3 separate regions of the Homo sapiens genome follow, and regions 2 and 3 are each linked to region 1. The links are chromatin loops, found by intact Hi-C in ENCODE. Cell type or tissue: GM12878. All regions are shown on one strand. Each heading gives the region's core, and the rest is flanking DNA. Links, peaks and the distances in the headings are about the cores only.

Evidence for each region. A loop is a pair of places that touch in the nucleus more often than their neighbours do. Peaks named below come from ENCODE experiments on the same cell type or tissue, not always from the same donor. Only the 100,000 strongest peaks of a DNase experiment are listed, where the experiment ranks them.
Region 2: it touches region 1 in a loop (11-fold over the local background); 69 of 110 quality-filtered maps call a loop at or near these places.
Region 3: a loop joins it to region 1, with 8 times the contacts of the local background. A loop is called at or near these places in 101 of 110 quality-filtered maps.

What each region holds. Positions count from the first base shown.
Region 1 is chr15:74,766,260-74,776,599 of GRCh38, forward strand. No RefSeq gene overlaps it. Among named protein-coding and RNA genes, the nearest start is that of CSK, 11 kb to the right of the region's middle. RefSeq lists enhancers at 1,075-1,852, 5,017-5,732, 5,733-6,446, 7,403-7,980, 9,080-9,189 and 1 more. In GM12878, for the core only: a CTCF peak has its summit at 4,978 (motif pointing right); no DNase peak of the experiment used is centred there; H3K27ac peaks cover 330 bases.
Region 2 is chr15:74,828,787-74,839,126 of GRCh38, forward strand. It overlaps ULK3 (unc-51 like kinase 3), which reads right to left. Exons shown (of 16, transcript NM_001099436.4): 9 at 10,224-10,264; 10 at 9,857-9,959; 11 at 9,654-9,718; 12 at 9,480-9,558; 13 at 9,366-9,406; 14 at 8,965-9,012; 15 at 8,583-8,649; 16 at 7,332-8,458. The coding sequence ends at 8,442. It overlaps CPLX3 (complexin 3), which reads left to right. Exons shown (of 3, transcript NM_001030005.3): 3 at 1,344-3,016. The coding sequence ends at 1,568. LOC105370897 (a long non-coding RNA gene) reads left to right here. Exons shown (of 2, transcript XR_932478.1): 1 at 1-102; 2 at 332-915. Among named protein-coding and RNA genes, the nearest start is that of MIR6882, 6.8 kb to the right of the region's middle. RefSeq lists an enhancer at 7,011-7,080 and a silencer at 7,680-8,256. In GM12878, for the core only: CTCF peaks have their summits at 6,656 (motif pointing left) and 8,878 (motif pointing right); no DNase peak of the experiment used is centred there.
Region 3 is chr15:74,944,981-74,955,320 of GRCh38, forward strand. RPP25 (ribonuclease P/MRP subunit p25) reads right to left here. Exons shown (of 1, transcript NM_017793.3): 1 at 9,438-10,340. Among named protein-coding and RNA genes, the nearest start is that of RPP25, 6.6 kb to the right of the region's middle. RefSeq lists enhancers at 5,707-5,756, 9,608-10,340. In GM12878, for the core only: a CTCF peak has its summit at 5,579 (motif pointing left); a DNase peak (open chromatin) is centred at 5,561.

The DNA.
Region 1 (10,340 bases), core at 3,038-8,037:
GGGCATGGTGGCGGGTGCCTGTAACCCCAGCTACTCGGGAGGCTGAGGTGGGAGGATTGCTTGAGCCTGGGAGGTAGAGGTTGCAGTGAGTTGAGATGGCTCCACTGCACTCCAGCCTGGGCAACAGAACGAGAGCCCATTAAAAAAAAAAAAAAAAGGTTGGCTGGGCACAGTGGCTCACACCTGTAATCTCAGCACTTTGGGGGGCTGAGGCAGGAGGATCATCTGAGGTCAAGAGTTCAAGACCAGCCTGGCCAACATGGTGAAACTCTGTCTCTATTAAAACTACAAAAATTAGCTGGGCATTGGGAGGCAGAGGTTGCAGTAAGCCCAGATCATGCCACTGCGCTCCAGCCTGGGCAACAGAGCGAGACTCCATCTCAAAAAAAAAAAAAATAGCCAGGTATGCCGGGCGCGGTGGCTCACGCCTGTAATCCCAGCACTTTGGGAGGCTGAGGCGGGTGGATCACCTGAGGTCAGGAGTTCGAGACCAGCCTCAACATGGAGAAACCCCGTCTCTACTAAAAGCACAAAATTAGCCAGACATAGTGGTGAATGCCTGTAATCTCAGCTACTCGGGAGGCTGAGGCAGGAGAATTGTTTGAACCCAGGAGGCGGAGGCTGCAGTGAGCCAAGATTGTGCCATTGCACTCCAGCCCAGGCGAAGGAGCGAGACTCCATCTGAAAAAAGAAAAGAAAAGAAAAGAGGAGGGTGGGCGCGGTGGGTCACGCCTGTAATCCCAGCACTTTGGGAGGCTGAGGCGGGCGGATCACAAGGTCAGGAGTTCGAGACCAGCCTGGCCAATATGGTGAAACTCTGTCTCTACTAAAAATACAAAAATTATCCGGGAGTGGTGGCGGATGCCTGTAGTCCCAGCTACTCGGGAAGCTGAGACAGGAGAATCGCTTGAACCCGGGAGGCGGAGGTTATAGTGAGCCAAGATCGAGATCGGACCACTGCACTCCAGCCTGGGAGATAGAGCGATACTTTGCTTCAAAAAATAAAAAATCAAAAAAAAAAAAAAGAGGAAAAAGAGTTCTAGGCAGAGGGACCAACCTGTGCAAAGGTCCTGAGGCAGGAAAGGGGTTACTGTGTGCTTGAAGGCAAATTATCACCCCTCTTAGGAAAGGCATAGCCTCACCTGTGAAATAACCCAAATTTAGAGATGGAGAGACAGAGGTTCAGAGAGGGAAGATGGCTTCTTCAGGAAAGCAGAAGAGCCAGAACTGAAACCTAGATCTTTTTGGCTCTATGAACTCAGAGGTATTTCAGGTATGCATTTGGGGACCTTTTGCAAGATTGTAAAGACCAGGACGGGAAGGAAAGGGCCACCCTCCGGGGGCTTTTCTTTTCCTGGGAAGAAGGTCTTCTTTCCAGGAAGGTGGTGTACGGGCAAGGCTGAAAACCCAGCCTTCATTCTGCCAGGCCAGTCCCCTCCTAGTCCCTGCTGCCCCAGGGCTGCAGAATCCTATCCTGGCTCCTGCCAGGCTCCCCTGCAGCTGGGCAAACAGGCAGTGGGTGGGACTCGGTATAATTTCCTCCTTGCCCGCCTGGGGTCTGCTAGGCTCTGGCTGAGCTCTCTGGCCTCTGCCCTGCACCCCCAACTTGGAGCCCAAAGGGGGTCATGGGTCTTTCTGCCCTGTGTCCCCAGGGATGCACCCGATGAGTTTGAGAAGGGGCTGCCTTCTCACCCAGAGAGAGGTGAGGCCATCCCCTCACCCAGAGAGGGGCTCCAGGCCCCACTCCAAGGGAGAGTCAGAACTTCCCGGTGCCTACAGGCGCACTGTGCTAAACCAGTGTGAGCATCCTGCGCTGATAATGCTACATGCATAAGCTGCGGATGCACAGGGGCTCAGACTCAGGGGACTGTGGGGAGTCCTGGCAGCCACATATACATCGGGCTCACCCCTGTAGCACCCCATCTAGAAAAGCCCATCCAGAGCCAGAAGGGGCTTCTGGGGATGGTTCCTGGAAGGGCTGGGTTCTGCTGTTCTCTGAGTGACCAATCCACCCATTCTTTCCAGAAATGGTCCTATCCCATCTCCTTCCCCTCCAGCCGCTCTCGGTTCCCTGCCCTCATCCACCCAGGATGTCACTGGGCCTGCTGCGAGTGGCTGCCCGGGGAAAAGGCCAGGAGCTCTGCAATGAGCCTGTAATCCCAGCACTTTGGGAGGCTGAAGTGGGTAGATACGCACTACACACAAGCCAGCACCAGGTTCCTCCCACCCAGGGGATGACAGAGGAGCTCCAGCTCACCACCGTGCCTCAAGTCCCCTGCTTAACTGTCCTATGTGAGCTCAGGGCCGCCCTCTGGGGGCTTTTCTTTTATTTATTTATTTATTTATTTATTTATTTATTTATTTATACTTTAAGTTTTAGGGTACATGTGCACAATGTGCGGGGCTCCCTTCCTCCCAGCAGCCATGCTGTCACGTGCTCCTTGCCCCGGAGAGGCAGGAATCTGTCCCGAAATGTCGAGCTGAAACGCTTCCTGGACGCTTGCTACAACCGTGGTCTTCAAATTCTACTAAATTTTTCCAGTGGCAGGATTCACTGTTGAAAGGAAAGCTTCCCACCTTGCCTGTTCCTCCTAACCCCAAAAAAGTCGGGCTTGTGATCTATGGGGAGAAGAATAGCCCCCGCCCCACACCCATCTGATGCCCAATTCTTCCCAATCCATCAGCCCCCAGCCCTGTCCTCATGTCAGGATCTGCCCGCGTCACTCTCCCCAGCCAAGAACTGGAGCCGAAAATGCAGTGTAGGCTGCCCCCTCGTGGGCAGTTAGAGAAACACATGTTTCTCATAGCTGCTAGCCTTTACCCACTGTCTTGGGGACCCCACCCCAAATAAAAAGGCAACCTAAGGAATAAGCGACTTTGTTTTGCAAATACAACTTCAAGACAAGTCTCAAGTCAGTCCTATGCAGAAATTCTAGAGAAGCCACTAAGAGTGGCCAGAGGACAGCCCCCCACTTCCTCTCATTCCCCAGCCTGGTCCTCATAGACCCACCTGGAGTAGAAATTCCTCGTGCAGGCCAGGCGTGCTGGCTCACACCTATAATCCCAGCACTTTGGGAGGCTGAGGCGAGCTGATCACATGAGGTCAGGAGTTCGAGGCCAGCCTGGCCAACAGGGTAAAACCCCGTCTCTACTAAAACTACAAAAAAAAAAAAAAAAAATAGCCAGGTATGGTGGCAGGCACCTTTAATCCCAGCTACTCAGTAGGCTGAGGCAGGAGAATCGCTTGAACCCAGGAGGCAGAGGTTGCAGTGAGCCAAGATCACGCCACTACACTCCAGGCAGGGTGACAGAGCAAGACTCCATCTCAAAAAAACAAAACAAAACAAAAAAAACACCAATTCCTCATCTAACTCCCTGCCAGGAGTTCAACTTCTGTTCTCATACTTTTAAGAACAGAGAGCTCACTACCCTCAAGGCTGATTCATTATATTTTCTGTGCTGGGGCACTGGGAACACTGATGGTGCAGATCCATTTGTAACCTCCTGGGACTCTCACATTGCTCACTTAGCTGGAGCAACAGGTGAGAAAACGAGGGTTGCAGGTGTGCCAAAGGCACAGGGATGAGAGCGGCCAGTTCTTCACGGACCTACACCTCCACCTGCCTCTTCTCAGGGATCTTATATTCAAAGGGATTAAATTCCAGGATCTTGGAGATGGCTGCAGTCCAGCTGCCCCCTTGCTTCTGCTTTCACTTGAGAATCAGCCGAAGTTCCCCGAGCACCTGCTCCATGCCAGGTCCCTCCTGGCACTTTGTCCCACTTAGTCCTTAAAGCTCGCTGTGATAGCGATGTGCTAATGCCCACTGGGCAGATGGGGACAGAGGCGCAGGAGGTCACTTGCCCAGGATGACACCTCTAGTCATTTGCGGAGTTGGATCTGGCCTCAAGCTTGCTGGTGGCTCTTGGAGCCCATGCAGAAGTGACTGGGGCAACACATGACACTCCAACTTGGCATTCCCCTCAAAGGGCCTGGACCAAGCCAAAAGCTGCGGAGAAGGCTCAGGGCAGACTGTGAAGTCAGGAGTTTGACCCCAGCCTGCTATGTCATGCTCCTCCTTCCTGGCCCTGCCTCCACCTGTGCCCTATCTCTGCCTCCCACCTCAAGGTCCAGGACTGTTGCAACCAGACCCTCCTACCCCAACCATGTCCAGCAGGAGATGGTCCCTGCACCAGAAGCTTCTGAAGGTCTACATGGAGGGCTGGCAGGCAGAAGGCAAACATCTCCCCCAACTTGCAGCCCTTCACTGCCGAGCAAACCTAGGACCTGGGGCCTGGGGTCTCTGCAGCTGCCATCTGGTGACCTCCTCATGGGGCAGGAAAAAGAGTTCAGGCTCTGGGGTGGTTCTGTAAATCACCCTCTGTGGGTCTCCCTTGCCCTACAGTTAAGATCTAGATGCTACTGTTTTCCTTGAAGGAAGATGATCAAATGAGAGCAAATGTGCAAACACCCAGCACACAGTAGGTGTTCAACAAAGTGTGCCTTCCTACCTGTCCTCACTTTGCTCTTATTACTCAGGAAAATCTGAGGATGTCAGCAACACTGAGGCCAATCCAGGATCCCCAGGGGCCAGCGTGGTGGTGGCCTTCAAATCAGGGAGCAGCCCACGGTAGGGGGCCCTGTGGGGTCCCAGCAGCCATATGCTGATCTGGCTCACCCACCCCCCAGCACCTCCTCTAGAAAAGTTATTCCACAGCCAAATGGGGCCCCTTCCAGCTCCCTGCCCTCATCCACCCAGGACCTGCCCTGTGATGCTCGCAATCGGGAACAGTCAGCTCTGGCTCCAGCCCTAGGTAAGCCTGGGACATGGTCCTCCCAGGAGCCAAACGGCTCATCTTTCCCAGAGCAGACATGCGCCTGCTCTCCAGGCGTGCCTCTGAGCCTGCCCGACAGGGCAGTGTGACCTTGCCTGCCTCTCTGTCGCTCTCTCATTCCTTCCCCTTGAGCTCTGTGTTGTGGCCACCAGGAGGCGCTGTTCCCCCTCAGACCCGAGTAGACCAACAGCCCAGCGCCACCAGAGACCAGACTGGATTCTAGATTTTCTCTTTTTTTTTGAGATGGAGTCTCGCTCTGTCGCCCAGGCTGGAGTGCAGTGGCATAATCTCCGCTCACTGCAACCTCCACCTCCTGGGTTCAAGCGATTTTCCTGCCTCAGTCTCTGAGTAGCTGGGACTACAGGCGTGCACTATCACGCCTGGCTAATTTTTTGTATTTTTAGTAGAGACAGGGTTTCACCACGTTGGCCAGGCTGGTCTTAAACTCCTGAGCTCAAGTGATCCGCCCACCTCGGCCTCCCAAAGTGCTGGGATTACAGGCGTGAGCCACCAAGCCAGGCCTGAATTCTAGATTCTGAAAGAGGCAGGAGGCGAGTAATCACCCAGAGTGCAAGGGAAGACAATGGCCTTTGTCTAATTGCTGTGAATCTGGCACTTCAAACGCAAGACCTGACCTCATCTTCCCACCCGCCATGATGGGGGTGGGGTCAGGGGGCACCAGTCAGGCTTCTAAGTCACAAACAACAGAGACTGACCTCCAGCTAACATTAGCAGAAAATAAATGCCCCGCTCACAAAGACAGAGAACCAAGCTGGGAATAGGGCAGTCACCCAGGGAAAGTAAGGGCTCCAGTGCGGCTGGAACAGGGCACTGCCAGCAAACATCATCTCCCTGGGCCCCAGTCACACATCCTGGCCCTAGCCGGCCTGACTCATCCCAAGCTTTGGTCCTGTCTCCCCAACATCTATCCTCACTCATTCAGCAAAGCGGGGGGTGGAGGTGGGTGTCAGCACCCGCGCCAGGCCCCACGCAAGGGGCTGGCTCCCAGCAGCCCACCTGGTGGGCCTCCTCAGTGAGCTGCCAAACACACTGCTGGCTGGTCACTTGGTGGAGACAGGCATTGAGAGCTGGCTACACCACCAGCTGCAGAGGACTTGGAGTCGCTGAGGGCTGCAGGCTGCAGGAGGCAACCTGGCTGCGGGGTGAGGGTGGGAATCTTTAGGGGATAAGAACTGGCCCCAGGCTGGGCGCGGTGGCTCACTCCTGTAATCCCAACACTTTGGGAGGCCAACACAGACAGATCATGAGGTCAAGAGATCGAGACGATCCCGGCCAACATGGTGAAACCCCGTCTCTACTAAAAATACAAAAATTAGCTGGGCGTGGTGGCATGCACCTGTAGTCCCAGCTACTCGGGAGGATGAGGTAGGAGGATTGCTTGAGCCCAGGAGGCAGAGGTTGCAGTGAGCTGATATCGCACCACTGTACTCCAGCCTGGGTGACAGAGCAAGACCCTGTCTCAGAAAAAAAAAAAAAGGATCGGCCCTGGGTTCGGTGGCTCACACCGTAATCCCAGCACTTTGGGAGGGCGAGGCAGGTGGATCACTTGAGGTCAGGATTTCTCAAGACCAGCCCGGCCAACATGGTGAAACCCCATCTCTACTGAAAATACAAAAATTAGCCAGGCATAGTGGCACACGCCTGTAGTCCCAGCTACTCAGGAGGCTAAGGCAGGAGAATCACTTGAACCTGGGAGATGGAGCTTGCAGGGAGCCAAGATCGCTCTACTACACTCCAGCCTGGGCGACAAAGTGAGACTCTGTCTCAAAATAAAAGAAAAAAAAGAAAAGAAGGAACTGACCCTGGCTGGAGGGAGAGGTGACTGGGACCTCCCGGGGCTACCTCAATGTCAGGAGAGCACTCCTGGAGACCCAAAGCTTCCAGTTAGGGATTCAAGAAGATAGACTGGGGCGCGGGCAATAGGGATGCAGGCAAGGAGCTTCTCCTTGGAACGGGAGCCCTGAGACCCCCGGGGGAAAATCTGGTCACTCACGTATTCATTCAGCACACATTTATGGCTACAGGCTCTGTGCCTTCCCATGGAGAGACAGAAGAAAGGGAGCCAGTCCCTGTCCTCACGGAGCTCACCTCACCCAAACACACACTCTCTAGAAGGAAATTCTGGGGGTCTTACGGGCCAAAAGGAAGGGGCATTTCCCTCCAGGTCCTCTGGAGTCCCCTGACAAAGGGCCCTCCAGGCCTCATCCCTGACTCACTGGGGCTTCCAAAGTCTCCTCCGGCTCAGGGAGTATCTATCCCTGGCCCCAGCCCCCAGCCCAGTTCCACCCCACCCCCAATCAGGCAAGGAGGTCTTTCAAAAGCTCCTCTGATCTCTGACAGGGACAATGTTGGCACACAGGTTTCTTCACAGGTGTAACACCTGGGCGGGGGCATTTGCATGGGTTTTGCAAAAGCTGGGCCTGAGGCTCACCAGTGCCCAGTTGCTCTCTCTTCCCAGCCCTCGCAGAGCAGACCTCCTGCTCCTTCTCACCTGCCCCACCTTGGGCCAGGTCTCTAACCTTTGCACTGCAGAGAACCCCAGGGCCTCTTTTCCTGCTTTCGCCCAAAGAGTTCCCAGGAGGAAAGCCAGAACAGTGCCAACTGCGGCTTCCAGTCAGCAAGGCAGAGCCTGGGGACTATTGGGTTCAGCACAAAAGTGACCCCTGACAGCATTGAGGGAGATATGTCAGCCTGCTGTGAGCCCAGGACTCCAGGTGGGAACCAGGTAGCTCTGGCTCTGCCCAATTCCAGCTGCTCCAGTGCCTGGAAGGTAGTAAACACGCCCTCAATATTTAGTGAATGGATGAATGAGGGTTTTCAATTCATCAGCCATTGCGAAACTGTAGGCCTAGGAACAGACAAAAGGCCTGGCCCTACCCTTGGAAAGCCCGACTGAACCCAGCAGGGGAGAGCCAGAACTACAAAGCCTGTTTCAGGAGTGAGAGAAAAAATATTCATCTAACTGCCGTGGTGTGAAAGTCTGCCTTGTGTCAAAGAACCCTGCTAAGCAAGCAACTTTACATCATCTCGGTTTAGCATAAGTCCCCTGTGACATGGGTCCTCTCAGTCCCACTTTAGAGATGAGGAAACTGAGGCTCAGAAAGGTTCAGTGACTTTTGCTTAAGGTCACAAGGCTGGGATGGGGTGCAGCCAGGACTCCAACCTGGAAGACTTTGTAATAAATTGAGCAAGAATGATGTGGTGGCATCCCGGGTCCCTTTTCCCCCAGCTGGGATCTGGTGACTGTGTCCTCCTTAAATCCCTCTTTAGTTTTCTTATCTGCAAATAGAAGTAATAATAATATCTACATTGTAAAGAGATTGGGAGGATCAAATGAAACTTAAGACATGTAGAATAGCCAGGCAGGCCCCTGTAGTCCCAGCTACTCTGAGAGGCTGAGGCAGAAGGATTGCTTGAGCCTAGAAGCTCCAAAACCATCCTAGGCACATAGGGAGACCCTTTCTCAAAAAAAAAGTAAACAGCAGGGTGCGGTGGCTCACACCTGTAATCCCAGCACTTTGGGAGGCCAAGGCAGGTGGATCACTTGAGCTCAGGAGCTCCAGACCAGCCTGGCCAAGATGGCGAAACCCTGTCTCTACTAAAAATACAAAAATTAGCTGGGTGTGATGGCACGCATGTGCCTGTGGTCCCAGCTACTTGCTGGGAGGCTGAGGTGGGAGAATCACTTGAACCCAGGGTGGGGGGAGGGGGGTGGCAGTGGAGGTTGCAGGAGATGAGATCGCACCACTGCACTACAGCCTGGGCAACAGAGCAAGACTCTGTCTCAAAAACAAACAAACAAAAAGACACGTAAAATGCTTAGAATGATGCTAGCACATGCAACACCTACATTAGCATTGCCTATTATTATTATTATTAATTGAAATTCATATCACTTATTCATTCAACAAACGTTTGAGTACCAGGATTCAGCCTCCAGCAGCCGATCAGGACACAAATACGAAGTGGGTAGTCAGTGCTATAATACTAAGAAGTGGGCCAGTGAGGGACAATAGCAGAGGGGAGGCTTCCAGCCTTGGGATGTGGGAAGAGGTCATCAAAGCTTCCCGAGGACAGCCAGTCAATTCTCCAACCAGAAGCAGAAGTAATATTTTTAACATGCAAATCTGATCAGCTGAGGCTGTGGTGAACCCTCAAATAGCATGGGGGCGGGGCCCCGATGCCCTAAGGATGAAGTCCAAAGACTCCCCTATTCCACAGGGGATCCTACAGGCTCTGGCCATTTGCGCCTCTGCTTCCAAGGCTCTGACCCCATCCCATCCTGGCCTGTTTTCCTTTTGCCCAAAGCTCAATCCCTTCCAGTTCCAGGGCCTCTGCTCCTGTTGCCCCCTCTGCCAGGCCCCCAGGCACCACCTCTCCTCCTGCAGGGTCTGAGTGCTCAGGTGAGGAGAGGTCTCTGCTCCGCACTCACACTGCACTTGCACAATCCTCTGGGAACTTGCCTCGCCTTGTTGAACACCTCTGCCCCCACAAGACAGAACATTCCAAGAAGATAGGGACCCAGGAGGAGGGAATCGTGTGCGTGGGGGAGGCGCTGGGACAGCCTGCAGGGATCCCAGGCACCTTGGCGAACTCTTGTCATAGACTTGGCTCTGGATCTGCCCTCTCTAGGGAGATATCAAACCAGGAAGCCCAGGACCCAAAACCTTTGCGATCAGGGGTCTGCCAGTTAACCCCTGAGTGCTGGCTGCCTCAGGCCCCGAGGGTGGGGTCCTCCAGTTCCCAGTGGCCTCTCAGTTGGGTCACCACCACACCACTCAAGCCACCAAGCCAACAAATCAAGACTTCTACCATCATCGCGACGGGAAACAAAAACTAACTTCTCAGGAAATCCTCTTGGAGCAAACTGGTGCAGTGGAGAGAGCTGACCTTGGTCTGACATGAAAAGCGGTTGTGCATAGTAAGTGCTCAATAAATATTAGCTGCTATTATCAATGATAATAATAAAGTACCTGGCACATAGTAGGTGTTCAGTAAATGATAGTTCTCTGGTCCCAGGGGGACAGAAATTAGAGGCAGTCAGCAGCCCCTCCCCACCTTACTCCCAAGGTCCTCCACTTGTACACAGGGATTCAGACCTATGGATCACCAAATCCAAACCCTTCAGTTGCTAGGTAGGGAAACAGGCCTAGAGGAGAAGGACTGGCCCAAAGTAAGAAGCAGTGTCGGCCGGACGCGGTGGCTCACACCTGTAATCCCAATACTTTGGGAGGCCAAGGCGGGCGGATCACAAGTTCAGGAGTTCAAGACCAGCCTGGCCAATATGGTAAAACCCCATCTCTACTAAAAATACAAAAATTAGCCGGGTGTGGTGGTGGCGCCTGTAATCCCAGCTACTCGGGAGGCTGAGGCAGGAGAATTGCTTGGACCTGGGAGGCAGAGGTTGCAGTGAGCCGAGATCACACCATGCACTCCAGACTGGGCGACAAAGCGAGACTCCATCTCAAAAAAAAAAAAAAAAGAAG
Region 2 (10,340 bases), core at 4,379-9,378, 64 kb after region 1:
AGAGAGCCAAGTACCCCCTTGGCCGGCCAAGCAGCCAGAGAGTATATCTCAGGAGATCCCTGCCCCCACGCTCCCCTGGGCAGTGCACCACCAGATGGGCGTGTAAGTGTGCTGCTCCTGTTGTCTAAGGAGGGGAATGAAGCACAAATCTCTCCCAGAATATCACCCTAGTGCATCCAGAACTGTGCTGGACTCAGGGGAAAACAGCACAGGGCTATAGCGCTCCTGATTTTGATCTTCCACTTGAATTGAATGACCAAATATATGAACATCACATTCACTCATTCAACAAATATTTACTGAGTCCCCAGCTGCTTCTGACTCCCCACAGGGCACCAATCTTTTGGAAATCTGTCACGGGGAAAAACCGGTCCAGAAAGCCTGCCTCACTGCAAACTCTTCTAGGAATAAAATCATTCCTCAGATGCTTGCGCTAGGCATATAAGAGACACCTGCCATCAGCAAAGTCAGAGTTGAGCAGAAGAGCCAAGACTTGGATGCAACTGAGTAGGACATAAGGCGCCCCCCAGAAGAATAGTGAAGGGCAATGGTCATCGTAGGTGCCATGCAAAAAAACACAGATGTTGGAATCAGTGACATAGGTTTGAATCTAGCTCCCCAACATCCTGCCTGTGTGATCTTGGATAATTTAAGTTACTTAAGTTACTTAAGTTAGTTAAGTAACTTAAATTTAAAGTAAGTTACTTAAATCCTGTAAGCCTCAATTTCCTTATTTGTGAAGTGGAAATAACAATACCTACCTACCTCACAGGGTTATTGTGAGAATTAAAAGCACCCAGCTCAACGTCTGCCATGTAATAGATATAATAGATGTTTGATAAATGGTACCCATCACTATTTTTGGTTACACCCTTAAGCATAACAAGAGTCAAAACATGACTTAGCTGACTGTAACAGTGTGACTCATAGGTATTTTCATTTTGTCTTTACTCACTGTGCTGGTCCTTCAGCATCTCAGAGTGAAATAAGGTAATATAAAAAGGTCTCCATGTCCAGGCATCAAACGCTTGATCCTGGGATGTGGGGGTGGGAGCTGAGCTCACTGGAACATGGGGCTCAAGAATCTAAGGGGCCGGGCACAGTGGCTCATTCCTGTATTCCCCCGGCACTTTGGGAGGCCAAGGTGGGCATATCACTTGAGCCCAGGAGTTTGAGACCAGCGTGGGCAACATAGGGAGACCTCGTCTCTACAAAAAAAAAAAAAAAGAAAAAATAGAATCTAGGGGCCTGGAACCCAGTCCAAGCCTCCTCCCTGTCCTCTCAACTCTGGGTCCTCACAGACTTCCACTCCACCCCACCCCCTCTTCCCCTCTTCCCTTCAGAACGAGACAGATGAGAGCCAGATCCAGATGGCAGGTGGAGACGTGGAGCTGCCCCGGGAGCTGGCCAAGATGATCGAGGAGGACACAGAGGAGGAGGAGGAGAAGGCCTCAGTCCTTGGGCAGCTGGCCAGCCTTCCTGGCTTGAACCTGGGCTCACTCAAGGACAAGGCCCAGGCCACACTGGGGGATCTCAAGCAATCAGCTGAGAAGTGTCACGTCATGTGACCACTTCCCCGGGGTTACCCACTGGGCTGGGCCCCCATGAGGGCTAAGAGTGTGTCAACTTCCAGGGACCCATACTCCATTTGGGGCTTTGTTTCCCTTGCCCCATCCTAGTTCCAAGACCTTTCCCATCCATGCCCCAAGCCTATCTTCTGGTTTCTTCCTCTCCGCTGGGAGTAAAGTCCCCATCTTCACTCTACCCTTCAGGACCCTCCCCACCAGCTCAGCCTGTGGAGGCCTCCCAAGATTGTAGGAATAGGCCCATCCCTCTCTGGCCATGGCCCCAAGTTCCTGCACACAGGAGCACCCACAGAGAGACACACACAGGACACAAAACCCCTGGCACGTTCAGAGACAGAAGCCACAGATACATCCCGGCACAGACAGACACACACGAGGCCAGCTCCCTTGCGTGTCCAGCCCCTCCAGACACCACCACTCAGAAACTCTGAGAGAGAGCATGGGCAGACACCCTCAGCAGACAGGAGGCCTGAGTTCCAGTCTCCACCTTTATTGTTCTTGAAAGCCCCTGCTCTCTCTGAGCCTTATTTCATCATCTGTAAAATGGGAATGTCCTGAATGACTTCTAAGGCTCTTTCTGGCTTGAACTGTCAGAGCCAAGCCCACATCCCTCCTTGGGCAGGGCAGCAGCTGCTGCCACAGCCTCCAGCGGCTGCCACTGTGGGCTCTGGGAGCCGGAGCGATGCTGTGTGAGAGGCAGAGTGCCAAGGATGAAGCTGGCACTGAACAGTAAGCGGCTCCAGGCCTCCTCTGGGCCCAGGGCCCAGCCAATTTCTGTTCTGTTCCTGTAGAACGCTCTCTGGATTCCATAGCTGGAATCTCCTCTCTTAGCTCAGTGAAAAATAAAAATCCCAAATGGTGTGCCTACCTTCCCACTTCTTACTGGCTTCCAGGAGTCTTGGAGTTCATAGCCCCCCGAGCCTGCCTTAAAGGGGTGTCCTCCACCCCCCACCTACAGCTTCACAGGAGGGGAGAAGGCATCCAGTGCTAGGAGTAGAAGTGTCTCCAGCTCTGTTCTCTTGGGGCCCTGGGTGAAGGTGGGGTCTGGGGCTTATGAAATAGGTCTGGGCTTTGAGGAGGATGGAGCAGCCTCATTATGTGGGGAAGATGGGGCCTCTGGGGCGTCACTGAGACCACAGGTGGGGCCGGGGCTGGACCGCAGCTGTCTTGGGTGCCTGTGCCTACACCCCTCCTCACCCTAGAGACGGAAGATGTGCAAAAAGAAAGAAGGAAGGGCAACTGCATTCCAGCCCCACACTGTGATGACTTTGAGCCTGTCCTTTCCCTCCTTGAGCCTGTCTTGCTTGTCCCCTGTAAAATGAACAGTCCCCCTCTCCCCCAAATAGTAATAATACATGTTTCAAAGGGTGACCATTTATAAAGCATATGACAAACCATATCAATAAATGTAACTCATTCTTTTAAAAAAATGAAGAGCCCAGATCTCATCCCGCTCACCTGTGGCAGGGGCTGAGGGGCAGGGGTCAGGGGAGGTTTAAGAAACCAGCCAGGAAGCTCCCCAAGCAGGTCGCCCCAGGGGCCTGGGCAGGAGGAAGGTGCTATGGGGCCAACCCTAGGTGCCCCACCCCGAGGTCCAGGGCCCGGCCTGTAGGGAAGCCAGCCAAGGTTCACAGGCAGGAGCGGCTGTCTGAGGATTGGGTTTCAAGGGCAAAGTTTCCATGAGGTCTCCTTTGTAAAATAAAAACAAGGCATATACAACCTGTACAGGAGATCATGCGGGGCTGGAAGAGAGGAGACAGGGCAGGGAGAGACACAGGCCCAGCCCTGGAGTCTGCTGCTGAAGCTGTCACTCTTGGTCTCACTCTCCTGAGTGTCCCCAGGGAATGGGCCTGGGCCTCTGAGCTGCTCCTGGGCTGCCCCCAGGCCAGGGCCTCCTCCTGACCTTCTCAGAGCTGGAGGAGACCCAAGCCAGAGCCCCAAGCCGGGTAGGGGGGTCATGGGCTGCCTCCGCAGCATCAGCAGCAAGGCCCACGTCAGCACTCCGCCCTCCGGGGCCTTCTGCCTAATGGGATTCGACAGACCCCTTCCCCCTCAGTGCTTCGCAGGGCCGAGAAGGAGAGGCAGGGGTGGTGGGCAGTGGGGGCTGGGGAACTTGCACTCGCTGAACCCTGTCAAAGCAAGGCTGGTTGGAACCTGGATTAAAGGTCGGGAGAGGGGTGAGCCCCCACATTAGTTTCCCCTTCACCCTGGGAGCGGAACTCCAAGAAGCCCTGACCAGTTTGCACTATCCCTGGAATGGGGTGGAGGAGGCTGTGGGGCTCAGATAGAGATGGACAATGAGGGTAGGCTGAGGGGTCCCTGGCTCTGTTGGGCATGCCTGGCCTCCCTTCTTCCTTCCCCCTCCCCATCAGCCCTGCAATCTGGGTCTCTGTCAGTCTGCACCCCTCTCACCTGTGTGCCCTCATGCCCTGCTGCTCTGCTGGCTCAGTGCCTGTCCTGTATCTGCCCGCAGCTGGGGGCTGACTTGGCCCAACTGGAGCTCTTCTGCACCTGCCCCCCAACTCCCAAGCCCTCGAGCCCTGAATACATCAACTACTACTCTCTTCCCAAGCTGTTCCCACCCTCTCTTATTTAGACAATCCAATGTCTAACTAGGATATTTACATATTTGTCCTGTGACTGGTCCACCCACCTGGTGTGATGTGAGGGCCACAGAGTCATTTGCCACCAAAACTTCCCATTTCACCCTCTGCCTAGAACCCCGTTAGTACCCCGTAGTTAGGACTCTGATGTTTCAGGCCTGCTCCTTCCTTCCCTCCCTCCCTCCTTTTCCCCTTTCCTTTCTCCTTCATACCCTTGCAGGCAGTCTGAGCATACAGGAAATGTTAAAAGGTAGTTAAGAGAGCCCCTCCAACTTCCCCAAACCCCTTCAGCAGGAGGGAAGAGGCAGAGATGGTTGCCTGTCCCACCACCTTTCACCCTCAGGGGCTCTGGTTCCACAATGCAGATTTCAGGGAAACCCTGCCCAAGGAGCCTGCAGTCCCCTGCTCCTACCTTCTACCCACCCGGACAGCTCAGGCCCAGTTGCCAGCAGGAAGAGGGTGCCAAGAGAACAAGTGACTTTCCCAAGGCCAGCTGGTCCCCAGGAAGGAACTGGGGAGGGTGACCAGGGTTTGCAGCATGGAGGATCTCCTCTTCCCTCAACAGCCAGATGGTTCCTCCTCAGACACCGGAGGCCCCAGGCAGGCGCTAAGGACACCTGGGACATGCTTGTTAGCTGAGCCGAGCTGCTGACATTGCCTGTTGACCCAGCTGACACTCAGCCGTGAGGCTGGAGCTTCTGTCCTCTATCCCACAGACCTGAGGTGGGGCTGGGGGTGTAGTTACAGGGTCCACTGCCATGCCTCCAACCCAATGCCTGCCAGGCAGAGCTGTCCCCAGAGGCCATTTGAGGTTTGAGATCAGGGGAGCAGCAGCAGCACTGAGGCAGCCTCAGCCTCATTCAGCAGGAGCTGCGCCTGCATGTGTGCTCATGAGCGTGTGTGTGGGGCCTGCGGGGGTTTGTGAGCCTGCACACGGCTGTCTTGTGTCTGTGGGATCTGCTGTGTGTAGGTGTAGTATGAGTTCCTCTGGGGAAGCTGTCATTGGTGTGCTCCTTCCCTTGGGCCCCAGCCTCGGTGTTGGGCCATTGCCCTTTCAGGGAGGGCTGGGACAGCAACCCGGCCTCTGGGGACAAAAGCCCTTCTAGATGACCTTCCGCAGGAACAAAGGTCCTATGTCCTTTCCCACATCCCAGGTAAAGAGGGTAAAGAAGGGCCAGCTGGACACCTGGGTCCCTCTATCTGCTTCTGAGGCCCATCTGCATCTTCCAGGGCTGGCCCCGTGGGAGAAGGCTTGGGTGCTTCCCCCAGCTTGGCCCAGGGCTGGCTCTGTGCTTGGGTGACTGGGATGGAGGTAGGAGGACAGGGCAGTCCCCTGAACGTTGCTAGGAGGTAGCCATCCTGCTTTGGGCACCTACAGAGTGTTGAAAGTGAGAGGCAAAAACAACTCTGCCTCCTCTGAAGGAAAACATGACCTTTAGAAAGTGGATCTGCGCATTTCCTACAGGCCTCTGCCGTTAGAAGCAAGCCCTGCCCCCCTCGCCCCAGCCTCCGGACTGCGCTGCCTCCCTGCTTGGCAGGCGGCTTGGACACAGGACCAACCTAGAGACCATCTAGATGTTTTATTCAAGAAGGGCCCCTTCCCAGGGGCTCCTCCAGCAGCCTCAGTCCCCAGGCCTTTCGAGTACTGAATCCTCCCTGTGGGGGCCCACTGCTCTCCACACCTACCTGCCTAAGAACTTCAGGCCTCTGTTCTCAGCCAGCCAATATAGTGATCACAAATAAGCAACTGGAGTCGATGGGCCAACCCTTTCTCTATTGCCCTTCAATTCTCTCTAGTCTTCCATCTCGTCTTTCATTTCCACTCTTCCTCCCATCTTCTTTTTTTTTTTTTTTTTAAGACAGAGTCTCGCTGTCACCAGGCTGGAATGCAGTGGCCCGATCTTGGCTCACTGCAACCTCCGCCTCCCAGGTTCAAGTGATTCTCCTGCCTCAGCCTTCCGAGTAGCTGGGACTACACGCGCCCACCACCACGCCCGGCTAATTTTTATATTTTCAGTAGAGATGGGGTCTCACCATGTTGGCCAGGCTGGTCTCCATCTCCTGACCTCGTGATCCACCCGCCTTGGCCTCCCAAAGTGCTGGGATTACAGGTGTGAGCCACCGCACCCAGCCCCTCCCATCTTCTCAATTCATCCACTCAACCAGGTCCATTCATTCCCCTCCTGTTCCCTCACTTTATATATTGAGGCTTTTTTGTCTGGCCCATTTCCAGAGATAATCTGAAGTACCTTTCTCTCCTTAGATCTGAAAGTCACATTTTATTGTATTCTTACTGTATGCCATGCCCATGTGCAACATCTCATTACACATGGGGCCCTTATCCTCAACCTCATTCTATGAAGAAATAGGCTCATCGATGGATCCTAAACTTCAAGGCCAAGTAGCAGAGCCAGAATTCTAGCAGTTCCTCCTGCCCTCTGGGACACTGCTCCACACTGCCCCCCGATGGCCAGGCCAGGGGCTTCAGGGAGAATAGTTCCCAGGGTCTGTTCCCATCCAGGTATGGGAAACCCTGGGATGACTGAGCAACCCGGGGGCATGGGTAAGTCTAAGGAACTGCTCCCCTGCTGGCTGCCAGGGGATGTGCTCCCCTCCTACTCCCAACAAGTGCTGATCAGATTGACACCTGGGGTGTACGTGGGGTTGGGGGAAGGCCAGGGTACAGAGCCTGCTGGAAATGGAGACCCTGGGGGCTGGGTGTGAGCATGATACCTCAAAACATGCCCTTTCCTCCAGTCCAGCTCACTGCTCCCTCAGTGGCCCAGGGTAAGGGAGGGAAGGAAGCCAAGAGATCCTGTCTGGGGTGAGACAGTGTGCGGTGTGGAGGGCAGAGCATGGTGGAAGATTGCACTCCTGGAGCTGAGCCTTCCCAGCTCCCAGGCCTGTGCTCCTCTCCCCACCGGTCGCCTGGGTGTGGGCAGCAATGACCCTGGTCAGCCCTTCTCCTGGATCTCTGGGGGCTGAGGGCAGATGTGGCTATCATTCTCAGCATTCCCCTCCATCTCGCGACCTCTCCGGCCCTACCTCAGCTTCCGCAGCTTTTGCTGCAGTCCTTCTTGCCCCAGCCTGTGGGCAGCGGCCACCTCTCCTGTCGTTCTTAAGGCAAGAAGAGACGCGCAAATAGAGAAAATAATTTAATAGAGAAACAATGAATGATACTCTTTACACTCAGCCTCCTGCAGGGAGGACAGACAGCTCTTGCCCAAGGAAGCATTTAAGGGCAGAAGGGCTACAAATCACCAACACCCGCTGATTATTTAAAAGAAACTCTCAAATACATTCTTTTCCAGGTTAAATTCACTTTGTCCTCATAAGTGCCCATGCTGTGGGCTGTGAAGGTATCAGCCCCATTGAAGAGATGGGGAGACCCAGGCCCAGAAAGGGGAAAGAGCTTGCCCAGGGCTCCACGGCGGCAGGGCAGGCCTAGAAGTGGGTGGCCTAGAGGGCACTGGGTCAGACTGTCTCCAAGCCTCCCTCTCCCTGTCCCAGGCTCAAACTCCAGCACAAGGCCCGCGCTGTGGCTAGTGTGGGGCCCAGAGGGAACGGAGGTGGGAGAGATGAGGACCAAGGAACCCTCCTGAGTGCTCCCTAGGCCAGGGCAGGAACAAGGCTTGGGCTTCTTAAACCCCAAAAGATCCAGCTTTCATGCTTGAGGGATTAACCTAAAGTACCAAGATGGCGGGCAGGTGTGAGTTCCCAGAAAGACTGGTGGGTTCTGTGGGGCTGAGTGCATACTGTGGGGAGGGTGGTCCCTGAGGGGTGTTGGAGTGCCCCATTCCAGTGCAAAGAGGAGCTGAGTTGGAATAAGGGGTCCCGGGAAGGGCAGGCCAGGGGCACAGCTGCCTGCTGGCAGGGCGAGGGCAAGCACAGAAGTACCCTGCGGGGGCCCCTTGCCCTCTTCTCGGAGCCAAAAATGATAGAGGGCTGCATGCCCCAAAACGGACAGGCACAGGACCCAGTAACCACCGAGTAACAAAGGTCTCATGAAAGAAGTGCTGTTCTCCCAGAGTCCTGCCCTCCCCTCCAGTATACAGCACAGCCATCAAACCATCTGTGGGGTGCAGAGTAACCTGAGGGAGGCTGGGGACTCTGGGATATGGGGGTCTCAGCACTGTCCATCCAAGAAGCCTGCTCGCCAGGGCTGCAGTGGGCCACTTCATTCTTGGCGTCAGCCTGGGTTAGTGCCCCTCTGCTCCAGATGGCTCACATCTGTCCAATCATTCTTCTAGGGTCACTGAAGGGTGCAAGCTACGGGGGTGAGGGGGACAATGGGGGAGGGTCAGTCTCAGGTCTTTGGTAAGGGAGGCAGAACCCAGGGCCCCCAGCCCTCACCCCTCCTTGGATGGAGGATCGACCCCAGGGCAGGACTCACAGCTACGAACAGATTCCGACAGTCCCTCTTTGTCCAGGGTGTCAGCTTCCCAGCGAGATTCCCTCATCTGTGGGATGTGAAGGCAGCACAAGGGATGAGAGGCAGACACACGAGCCACAGCGCAGTGCCGAGCAAGTGAGAGAGTGAAGGACGGGGACACGAGCCACAGCGCAGTGCCGAGCAAGTGAGAGAGTGAAGGACGGGGACACGAGCCACAGCGCAGTGCCGAGCAAGAGAGAGAGTGAAGGGCAGATACAGGGACAGGGAGGCCTGCAGAGGAGGCGAGAGAGCAGACATACACCAGCAGGGGGGGACGACAGCCACAAGCAGAGAGCAACAGAACCCACAGACCCTAGCCCCAGCGTGGCCCCCATGTGCCCACCTTGACCTGCTCCTTCAAGTATTCAGCTCGGGCCATGAGGTTCTGAACCTGCCAAGGAAAGATATGCCCTTGGGTGTGGGGGAGAGTGGCGGGGGGTGGGGTTTCAAAGGGAACTCCTCCTCACCCCTGATGCTCTCCAGAACCCTCTGCCCCATCAGAACAACTTGCCTCCTGAGTCCCTTATCTGCTCCTTCCTCCAGGAAGCCTTCCCAGACTTTTTGCTGCTGGGTTCCCAGATCCCCCACTGCCCTGTCTGAGCACCCCAGCCCTATGGTTTGACTTCCAGACTTGGAACACCCTGACAGTGGGACATTCCAGAGGGAACCCAAAGAGGTCCCCACAGGTAAGAGCAGAGAAAGGGGAAGAGGAAGCCCCCCAACCCTCTCAAGCTCAGTGGGCACCTCAGTGTGAAGCAGCTCCCGCCTCCGGCCCGGGGGCTCCGCTGTAAAGAGAGGGTGTGTGGTGAGGACAGGGTGGCCAGAGGCCCTGTGGGGGGCATAAATGGGGGCCCTCACCTGCCAGCAACAGCAGTAGCTCCCCCAGGCTGTGCTGGTACAGGTCCAGGGCATCCTGCTCCCCGCCGGCGGCCTCCTCCTGCAGCCACAAGGACACCAGGCTGCTTAGGGTCATGGCCTGGGTATCTCCCTGCCCTGCCCCGACCCACCTGGACCCCTCCCACTGGCACAAACCTTGGCCATGGCAGCTGAAGCCACTTCCAGGGCAGCTAGGAGGCGTGGCTTGTCCCGGGCCATCTCTGAGATGAGGGGAAAGGCTCAGGGTGAGGGAAGCAACCTGCCTGTTCGCTGCAGGATGCCTCTCCCCACCCGCCTCCCCCTCAGGCTGTGGGGAGGTTTGCTGGGGGCCCTGGGGTCAGCCAGAAACCGGAGTCTACCTCTGAGCAGGTCTCGGGCAGAGGTCCCCTGCCTCAGCAGGGCCTGATTGGAAGAGGAGACGATGGCCTTGAGCTCCTCAGCCCGGGACACGTACTGCCCCACCTGTAGCAGGGAAAGGGCCTGAGGAGGGGCTGTCTCACCAGCTACCCTTGCCAGAACCCACCTCCAAGTTCTCCCTTTGCATTGTTAGTGACTGCCTCAAGCTATAAACATGTCAGGGGGCAAATGTGGCTGGCCTGACCCATTCCCAGCTCTGTGTTGCAGGAGAGGAAGTTCCAATTCTAAGAGAGCCATTCCCCAGAGGCCCCCGAGATCTCCGGGCCTTACCCCCTGCCCCCCCACTTCCTCATGGGGACTCTCACCCACCTTTGCCTTAATTGCCTCCTTCCGCTGGGCATCCACTTCATCTGCAGAAAGTGAGGTCATATGAGGAGTCTGGGCGAACCCCTCCCTGCCCCACAACGAACCCTCTGGAATCCCTCA
Region 3 (10,340 bases), core at 3,176-8,175, 180 kb after region 1:
ACTCGGTAATTTATTTATTTATTTATTTATTGAGACAGGCTCACCCAGGCTGGAGTGCAGTGGTGAGATCTTGGCTCACTGCAGCCTTGACCTCCTGCGCTCAAGCAATCCTCCCATCTCAGCCTCCTGAGTAGCTAGGACCACAGGCATGTGCCACCTCACCCAGCTAATTTTTGTACAGGTAATTTATAATGACCAGAAATGTATTGGCTTATATTTCTGGAGGCTGAGAAGTCCAATATCAAAGTGCTGGCATCTTGTGAGGGCCTTCTTGCTGCATCATCCCATGGCAGAAGGCATCACATGGTGGAAGGGCAGAGAATGCAAGAGGGGGTGAACCCACTCCCTTGATGAACAAATCATTCTTTTTTTCCCCCCACAGGCTGGAGTGCAATGACTCGACCTCGGTTCACCACAACCCCCACCTCCTGGGTTCAAGTAATTCTCCTGCCTCAGCCTCCCAAGTAGCTGGGATTACAGGCATCTGCCACCATGACCAGCTAATTTTGTATTTGTAGCAGACACGGTGTTTCTCTATGTTGGCCAGGCTCGTCTCAAACTCCTGACCTCAGGTGATCCGCCCACCTTGGCCTCCCAAAGTGCTGGGATTACAGGCATGAGCCACCGCGTCTGGCCAAGAACTCATTCTTGCAATAATGGCACTGGTCCATTCATGAGGGTAGAGCCCTCATGACCTAAAAACCTCTTAAGGGTTCCACCTCCCAACACCAACACAATGACAATTAAATTTCGAGATTAGTTTGATTTTTTGTTTCTTTGTCTTGTTTTTTTTAGAGACAGGGTCTCACTCTGTTGCCCAGGCTGGAGAGTAGTGACATGACCATAGGTCACTGCAGCTTCGAACTCCTGGGCTTAAGTGATCCTCCTGCCTCAGCCTCCTAAGTAGCTGGGACTACAGGTGAACACTACTACACCTGGACAATTTTTTGGACAGGGTCTTGCTATGTTGCCAGGCCGACCTTGGACTTCTGGGCTCAAGCAATCCTCCCACCTCAGTCTCCCAAAGTGCTGGGATTATGGACCACATCCAGCCCAGTTGTTTCTTGTGAGTGGCTTATAAATAGACATCTTTTTTCCCTGTTTTCACATGGTCTTTCGTCTGTGTGAACACGTCTGTATCCTATATCCTAATGCCTTTTTTTTTCTTGAGATGGAGTCTCACTCTGTCGCCCAAGCTGGAGTGCAGTGGCATGATCTCAGCTCACTGCAAGCTCCGCCTCCTGGGTTCACGCCATTCTCCTGCCTCAGCCTCCCAAGTAGCTGGGACTACAGGCGCCTGCCACCATGCCTGGCTAATTTTTTTGTATTTTTAGTAGAGACAGGGTTTCACCGTGTTAGCCAGGATGGTCTCGATCTCCTGACCTCGTGATCCGCCTGCCTCGGCCTCCCAAAGTGCTGGGATTACAGGCGTGAGCCACCGCGCCCTGCCTGCTTTTTATTTTTTAAGAGACTGGGTCTGGCTATTTTGCCCAGGCTGGTGTTGAACTCCTGGACTCAAGTGATCCTCCTGCCTCAGCCTCCCCAGTAGCTGGGACTACAGGTTGCGACACCAACCCAGGCTGTGGCAGTTATTTAACAGTGTTTCTCTCCAGAAACATGTTCAAACCATTACTGAAGGTGAAAAGCAAAAGAAGGGGATTTAATTTTGTGTCTCTCTTACCACTGTAAATGTGGCTACATAACATCTCAGAGAATAAACAATCTTGATGAACCATCAAAATCAGCTGAAGATCTTATTACAATGTGTATTCCCAGGTCCCTCCTGGGAGAATCTGATCCTGTTGGTTTAGAGTTTAGCCCAGGTAATCTGTTTTTTGTTTGTTTGTTTCGTTTTCTTTTTTGGTTTTTTGTTTTTGTTTTGCTTTTGAGATGGAGTTTCCCTCTGTTGCCCAGGCTGGACTGGGGTGGCATGATCTCTGCTCACTGCAACCTCCGCCTCCCTGGTTCAAACGATTCTCCTGCCTCAACCTCCCAAGTAGCTGGGACTACAGGCGGCTGCCAGCACACCCGGCTAATTTTTGTATTTTTAGTAGAGTCAGAATTTCGCCGTGTTGGCCAGGCTGGTCTCTCACTCCTGACCTCAAGTGATTCGCCCACCTTGGCCTCCCCAAAGTTCTGAGATTTTAGGCGTGAGCTACCACACCTGGCTTGTTTTTGTTTTTTTGAGAGGGAGTCTAGTTTTGTGCCCAGGCTGGAGTGCAGTGGGCGATCTTGGCTCACTGCAACCTCTGCCTCCCGGGTTCAAGTGATTCTCCTGTCTCAGCCTCCCAAGTAGTTGGGACTACAGACACTGGCCACCATGCCCAGCTAATTTTTTTTTTTGTATTTTTAGTAGAGATAGGGTTTCATCATGTTAGCCAGGCTGCTCTCAAACTCCTAGCTTCAGGTGATCTGCCTACCTCGGCCTCCCAAAGTATTGGGATTACAGGCGTGAGCCATTGTGCTGGCTTTTTTTTTTTTTTTGACACGGTCTTGTTCTGTCACCTAGACTGGAGTGCAGTAGTGTGAACATGGCTCACTGCAGCCTTTAACCCCTGGGCTCAAGGAGTCCTCCTGTCTCAGCCTTCCCAGTAGCTGAGACTACAGGTGCATACCACTATGCCCAGTTAATTTTTGAAATCCGTAATCTGTTTTGTTTTGTTTTTTTTTTTTTAACATGGAGTCTCACTCTGTTGCCCAGGCTGGAGTGCAGTGGTGCGATCTCAGCCTACTGCACCCTCCACCTCCTGGGTTCAAGCAATCCTCCCACCTCAGCCTCCTGAGTAGCTGGGATTACAGGCCCACGCCACCAAGTCCCAGCTAATTTTTGTATTTTTAGTAATGATGGGTTTTCACCATGTTGGCCAGGTTGAACTCCTGACCTCAAGTGATCCGCCCACCTTGGCCTTCCAAAGTGCTGGGATTACAGGCATGAGCCACCAAGCTCGGCCAGTAATCCGTATTTTTACACTTGATTTTAGCCAAAAGGTGGAGAAGTGATAGTAATCTGTATTTTTAATAACTGTCCAAAGCGATCCTGACAATGAGCCAAGGTTGAGAGTTCCGGTAGTATTATCTCCCTTTTCTCCACAGCAATCTGGTTTATTTTGCAAACAAGAAAACTGAGGCTCAGAGAAGAATTAACTTGCCCAAAGCCTCAATCATACTGACTTCCTCCAAAGCCTATGATCTCTTCCATACAACATCAGACATAACGTTTGTTGGCACAAGGCTGCAAAGTAGAGACCTTCCCACCACGCAGGGCTGGAAATTCTGGTAACAGGGGCCTTGGCAAACAACCCACATTCCTCTTCCCTATTCCCACTGAAGGCTGTGAGAACACTTGTTGGATTAGAGTCCTAGCTGCCATAATGAAGTACTACAGGCTGGGTGGCTTAAAACCCAGAGGAGGCCGGGCGCGGTGGCTCACACCTGTAATCCCAGAACTTTGGGAGGCCGAGGTGGGCAGATCACCTGAGGTCAGGAGTTCGAGACCAGCCTGGCCAACATGGTGAAACCCCATCTCTACTACAAATACAAAAATTAGCTGGGCGTGGTGGCAGGTGCCTGTAATCCCAGCTACTCAGGAGGCTGAGGCAGGAGAATCACCTGAACCTGGGAGTGGAGGTTGCAGTGAACCAAGATCGCGCCATTTTACTCCAGCCTGGGCAACAAAAGCGAAACTCCATCGCAGAAAAAGAAAAGAAAAAAGCATAGAGAAAAAAAATTATTGTCTAACAGTTCTGGAGATTAGAAGTCTGAGATCAAGTGGGGCAGGGCCATGCTCTCTGAAGACTCTAGGGAAGTATCTGTTCCATGCCTTTCTCTTAGCTTCTGTCATTTGCAACCTTCCTTGGCTTGCAGGTGTATAAATCCAACCTCTGCCTCCATATTCACATGGTATTCTTCCCTCTGTGTAATCAATCTCTGTCTCTTCTCTATTTTATAAGGATTCCTCATTGAATTAAATTGTATTGGATTAAGGGCCCATTTTACTTAATATGACCTCATCCTAATTTCTTAATTTAGATCTTTATTAAATCTGCTGAATCTCTTTTCTTTTTCTTTTTTTGAGACAGAATTTCGCTCTTGTTCCCCAGGCTGGAGTGCAATGGCTTGACCTTGGCTCACTGCAACCTCCACCTCCCAGGTTCAAGGGATTCTCCTGCCTCAGCTTCCCGAGTAGCTGGAATTACAGGCATGCACCACCATGCCCGGCTAATTTTGTATTTTTAGTAGAGACAGGGTTTCTCCATGTTGGTTAGGCGGGTCTCGAACTCCCAGCCTCAGGTGATCCACCCGCCTCGGCCTCCCAAAGTGCTAGGATTACAGGCGTGAGCCACCGTGCCCAGCCTTTTTTCCTTTTTTTTTTTCGAGACAGAGTCTCACTGTCACCCAGGCTGGAGTGCAGTAGCACAATCTGGTGGCTCACTGCAACTTCCACCTCCTGGGTTCAAGTCATTCTCCTGCCTTAGCCTCTTGAATAGCTGGGATTACAGGCATAAGTTACCACGCCTGGCCAATTTTTGTATTTTTGAAGAGATGGGGTTTCACAATGTTGGCCAGGCTGGTCTCAAACTCCTGACCTCAGGTGATCCACCTGCCTCGGCCTTCCAAAGTGCTGGGATTGATTACAGGCATGAGCCACCATGCCAAGCCAGAGTTTCCAAATAAGGTATCAGGGATTAGGACTTCAACATGTCTTGGTGGGGGGGCACGAAATTCAATTCATAGCACCTATAATATTCAGGTGTCAGAAACAACACTGGAATCCTCAAGCTGAATATACAAACCCAATTGCCATGGTGACCCTAGCTTCTCCAAAGGCAGGGGTACCCAAGGGCTCAGATGGGATGAGAAGCTGTGGAAGAGATAGGGGCAGCTTTGGCCATTGGTTGGATGGTTAAGAATTGTAATGTGACATCAGAACAGTTCAGAAACCTGGCTCAGAAAGTCTTTTGTTGGTTTGAAAGAGTGGAGTGATCATGGCTCACTGCAGACTGGACCTCCCAGACTCAAGCAATCCTCCCACCTCAGTCTCCTGAGTAACTGAACTGCAGGCACACACCACCACATCCAACTATTTAATTTTTTTTTTTTTTTTTTTTTTTTTTTTTTGTAGAGATGGTATCTCACTATGTTGCCAGGGCTAGACTCGGAACTCCTGGGCTCAAGTGATCAGCGCTCCTACCTTGGCCTCCCAAAATGCTGAGATTACAGGCATGACCCACTGTGCCTGGCCAGCGGCAAGTCCATTCAATCAACAACTCTCTAAGAGCTTCTCATGTGCCAGGAGCTGGGCAAGGAGCAAGGCAGGCAGGATCCAGTCAATCACGGGCTCATGGGTTAGTAGGGTGACCAATAGCCAAAAGATAAGACTAATGAGGACACACTTATAAACCAGTATCTGTGCTCTGAAAGGAAGAAACTTGATGCCTTTGAGGAGACCCTCCTGTGGCTGCATTTTCCTCCTCTTTCATTCTCCTTCCCTTCCTTCCTTTCCTTTGCCTTTCTAACTACCATTCTCTTGGAGACCTGCGAGTGTTTCAACATCTCAGTGAAATAGAGGGACGAGAGCATCACCTAGTGGTCAGTGTGGGCATAGCAATGACCAAAACTGAACTAATCAGCTTGGGAGATGAAGGGCAAGGGGTGGTGGGGGTAGGCAGTGTGTGTGTCTGGCCCAGGTATGCACCTAACAGTGAAGTGAATACACTCTGGCAGATTCATGGCAATGGACAACAGCTCTTAAAGATTTACCAATTTGAAGCTGGGTACTCCCACCTCCCACAAAAAATAATCACTCCATTGTTTGGTCCTGACATAGCACGTCCCCTGGGGTGCCAGAAAGGCAGACCAAGTCCTGGCCAGGCAGGGTTAATGCTCAAGGAGAACCCTCCCATTTCCTGGCTGTAATAGCAGTGAAATCCTACCTAGCCTGGGTAGCTCTCACATCTGCTCCCATCTCCCTCCGCATTGCCGATGTCTCATCTCTTATCCCTGCATTGTCTCTAGGGTCTAATCAGACCCCCTTCCAATCCACTCCCACTTACACAGGTGTCAGAGGGATCCTTCTCAAACACCAGTCAGATCTGGGCTCAGAGCACTCCCTGGCTCCCAGTGGCTCCCTCACTTCCCTGTGACCTGGCTCCCACCGGCTCCCTCACTTCCCTGTGACCTGGCTCCCACCTAGCACTCTAGTTCACCTGCATCTCTACACGTTACCCTCTGCCATCTCCTCTATCCATCAGACACCTGTGGCAGCCTCAGCATCATACACACCCGCTCTCTATGCTCTGCCTGGAGCTCCCTGTCCAGTCTTGGTCAGCTGGCTAACTCCTGATCCTTGGAGAACCAGCTCCATCAGCACCTCTGGGCAAGGTAAGTTCCCCTTCTCAGAGCTCCCATCTTCTATCATCACACTGTGCTAGATGGGCCCAGGCTGGAGTGCGATGGCACATCTCAGCTCACTGCAACCTCCACCTCCTGGGTTCAAGCGATTCTCCTGCCTCAGCCTCCCAAGTAGGTGGGATCACAGGCGCCCGCCACCATGCCCGGCTAATTTTGTATTCATCATATTGGTCAGGCTGGTCTCAAGCTCCTGACCTCAGGTGACCCCCCCCCCCCCGTCTCTGCCTCCCAAAGTGCTGGGATTACAGGCGTGAGTCACCACACCTGGCCAAGACTCGGCCCTCTTTGAGGTACAGTGTCTGATTATGCTGTGATTCTATACCCAGCCCCAGCCCATTTCTAGACTGGGTCCCGGTACAACAGTGAACACTTGTTGAATGAATGAAGGCTCAGGTGGAAGTCCATCACTCATTCGACCATGAGCTCTGGGCCTTGCATTATATACTTTTATGTTTCCAAATGGATTTTGTTTTTGTGACCTAAGTTTTCTAGGTGTGAGACTTCACTGCCGCTCCTAGTCTGGAAGTATCCCAAGGCGGGGCCAAGGCAAGCACCAGGCTGGGTCCAGGAAGCTCCTGGGTAGAGACCACTATTGGAAAAATGGGGTTTCACAAGAGGGACTCTCCCACTCTGCCACTAGTCGGCTCCTGAAATGGGCCTTGTCTCTGAGGTGCTCCCCTAGCCACCCCTCCCTTTATCCCAGGACTTCTGAGGTTCCCACTTCAGCCTTGGTGGTGGGGAGCGGGTAGAGGAACATCTGTCACCTTCTTTTGGAGCCTGCTCCTAGGTCAGTGGGGCCAGAAATCAGTAGGGCAGAGATGGAGTGCTCATGCGTGCTGGGTTCCATTGGTGAGTCAGCACACCTACTGAAAGCCTGGGAACCAAACTTGCCGGGGTGGGGCGGGAGTGCAGAAAAGAAAGTGTTTCATGACCTGCTTGGGGGAAGGTTAATGCTCTGATGCTGGATAAACATGTTCCTCTCTTCTCTACCCCCCAGGATAGGTTTCTGGGCTGGAAGGGAACTTTTCTGACCCATCAAGAGAAATCCACTGCAGGCCGGGGGCAGTGGCTCACCCCTATAATCCCAGCACTTTGGGAGGCCGAGGCGGGTGGATCAGTTGAGGTCAGGAGTTCAAGACCAGCCTGGCTAACACGGTGAAACCCCGTTTCTAATAAAAATACAAAAATTAGCTGCTCATGGTTGCCCACGACTGTAATCCCAGCTACTCAGGAGGCTAAGGCTGGAGGATTGCTTGAACCTGGGAGGCGGAGGCGGCAGTGAGCCAAGACTGTGCCACTGCACTCCAGCCTGGGCAACAGAGTGAGACTCCGTCTCAAAATAAAAAATAAAATAAAAAAATAAAAAGAGTCCGGGAGCAGTGACTCATGCCTGTAATCCCAGCACTCCAGGAGGCTGAGGCGGGTGGATCACCTGAGGTCAGGAGTTTGAGACCAGCCTGGCCAACATGGTGAAACCCCATCTCTACTAATAATAAAAAAATTAGCCGGGCGTGGTAGTGCACACCTATAATCCCAGCTACTCCGGAGGCTGAGGCAGGAGAATCACTTGAACCTGGGAGGCAGAGGTTGCGGTGAGCTGAGATTGTGCCATTGCACTACAGCCGGGCGAAAAAATATATATATATATAAAATCGTGGTGGCTCACACCTCTAATCCCAGCACTTTGGGAAGCCAAGGCAGGTGGATCACAAGGTCAAGAGATTGAGACCATCCTGGCCAACATGGTGAAATGCCGTCTCTACTAAAAATACAAAAATTAGCTGGGCGTGGTGGCACATGCCTGTAATCCCAGCTACTTGGGAGGCTGAGGCAGAAGAATCGCTTAAACCCAGGAGGTGGAGGTTGCAGTGAGCTGAGATTGCACCACTGCACTCCAGCCTAGTGACAGAGCAAGACTCCTTCTCAAAATAATAATAATAATAATTAAAATAAAAAAAATAAAAAAGAGAGGCCGGGTGTGGTGGCTCATGCCTGTAATCCCAGCACTGTGGGAGGCCGAGGCGGGTGGATCACCTGAGATCAGGTGTTTGAGACCAGCCTGGCCAACATGGTGAGACCCCTTCTCTACTAAAAATACAAAAACTAGCCGAGTGTGGGGATACACGCCTGTAATCCCAGCTACTCAGGAGGCTGAGGCAGGAGAATCGCTTGAACCCAGGAGGCAGAGGTTGCAGTGAGCCGAGATCGCACCACAGCACTCCAGCCCGGGCGACAGAGAGATACTCCGTTTCAAAAAAAATAATAAAAAAAAATCCATTGCAGCCTTATCTCCGTGACAAGACTAGCAGACCCTGCTTTCTTTTTTTTTTTTTCGAGACGGAGTCTCACACTGTCGCCCAGGCTGGAGTGCAGTGATGCAATCTCGGCTCACTGCAACCTCCGCCTCCCAGGTTCAAGCGATTCTCCTGCCTCAGCCTCCTGAGTAGCTGGGATTACAGGCGCCCGCCACCATGCCTGACTAATTTTTGTATTTTTAGTGGAGACGGGGTTTCACCATGTTGGCCAGGCTGGTCTCAAGCTCCTGACCTCGTGATTTGCCCGCCTTGGCCCCCCAAAGTGCTGGGATTACAGGATTACAGGCATGAACCACCATGCCCGGCCTCAGGCCCTGCTTTCATAGTCCTGGTAACCCGGCTATCAGTCACTTGTTGTCTTGGAAAGTTGGACCCTTTTCAGAACCAAGACCAGTCTCCCTTAAGCTTCTACCATGCAGGACCTTGTCCAAGTTTTATCACTGCCTTTAGATGCTGAAGTCCAGGAGAAGCTAGGCCATCTTGTCAGGACAGTTTACATTCTTTCCATGCTTCTTGGGCCACCCCTGAGAGGGTCAGACAAGCAAACCCAAACCCCTTGGCCCTCTCCAGGGACTCATCAAGAGCAGGAATTTGGGGAGAGCAACGAGGGACAAAGTCTGGATGACAAAGCTCACTCCAAAGCTCAAGCAGAGATACTGCAGGGGAGGGAAACCTCCCTAAGAGCCCCTCCAGTCAGCCACAGAACGTATCTCTTGTCACCAGCAGGATTTATTTCAGGGTTCTGCCAGCAAAATGACTTATAAATACATTCTTCCGCATCTCCCCCTTTCCAGGGGTGCTGCTGAGTTGCATGGGATGAGATCTGCTTCTGAGATCCTGGGGCTGTATGCCACCCCCAACTCACCAGAGCTCTTCCAGCACACAGCAGCACCCCCACCCCCCAGCTGGCTTGGAGTTGGGCAGAGAAGCTTATGAGGCTGTTATCTCTCAACAGACAGCTGTGCAGGGCTGGAGGCAGCAGCTTATCAGGAGGCCTGCAGTGATTCACAGCCCAAGACCCAGCTTCTCTGCTGAATAGTAATTTCCAGCAGTGGATTTGTGCTCAGTCTCTCTCCTCCCCCTTTCCCAAGGGTGTGCTGTCCTTTCTCAGAGAGAGGGCAGTGAAGGGGAGATCCTACCCACAGAGCTGGGGGCTTTGTGCCAGCCTTCTGGGTAAGGTTCAGTTTATTGTCTGGAGGCTGCAGATTCAGGGACCTCAGCAGGGTCTGCCACCCTTTGCAGTGACCTCCAGGAGAGTTCATCGATGCTGTCCTTCCACTCCTTCCTTCCCCTCCCAGAAAAACAATGTGCCGCTCCCTTTCCCTTAGTGGCGATGTACAGGGGTACACGGGCCCCCATTTGCAACAGCCTCTGAGGCCAGGGCCAGCCCGGGAGGGCGGAGTGGGGGAGGAGAGAGGAAGAAGCCAGGGACTGGGCAGTGCCTTGCACCATTTTGAAGCTGTTCAGTCTCTGTGCCTGACCCTGAAGACTCCAAAGACTCAGGACGCAAGGCTGGAGGGGAGGGGAGACACAAGGGGCCAGGCGAGAGCTGTCTCTGCACAGGCGGGTGGTTAGAAAAAAAATGGGGGACACAGCCATTTTTGTGCTTGTTTT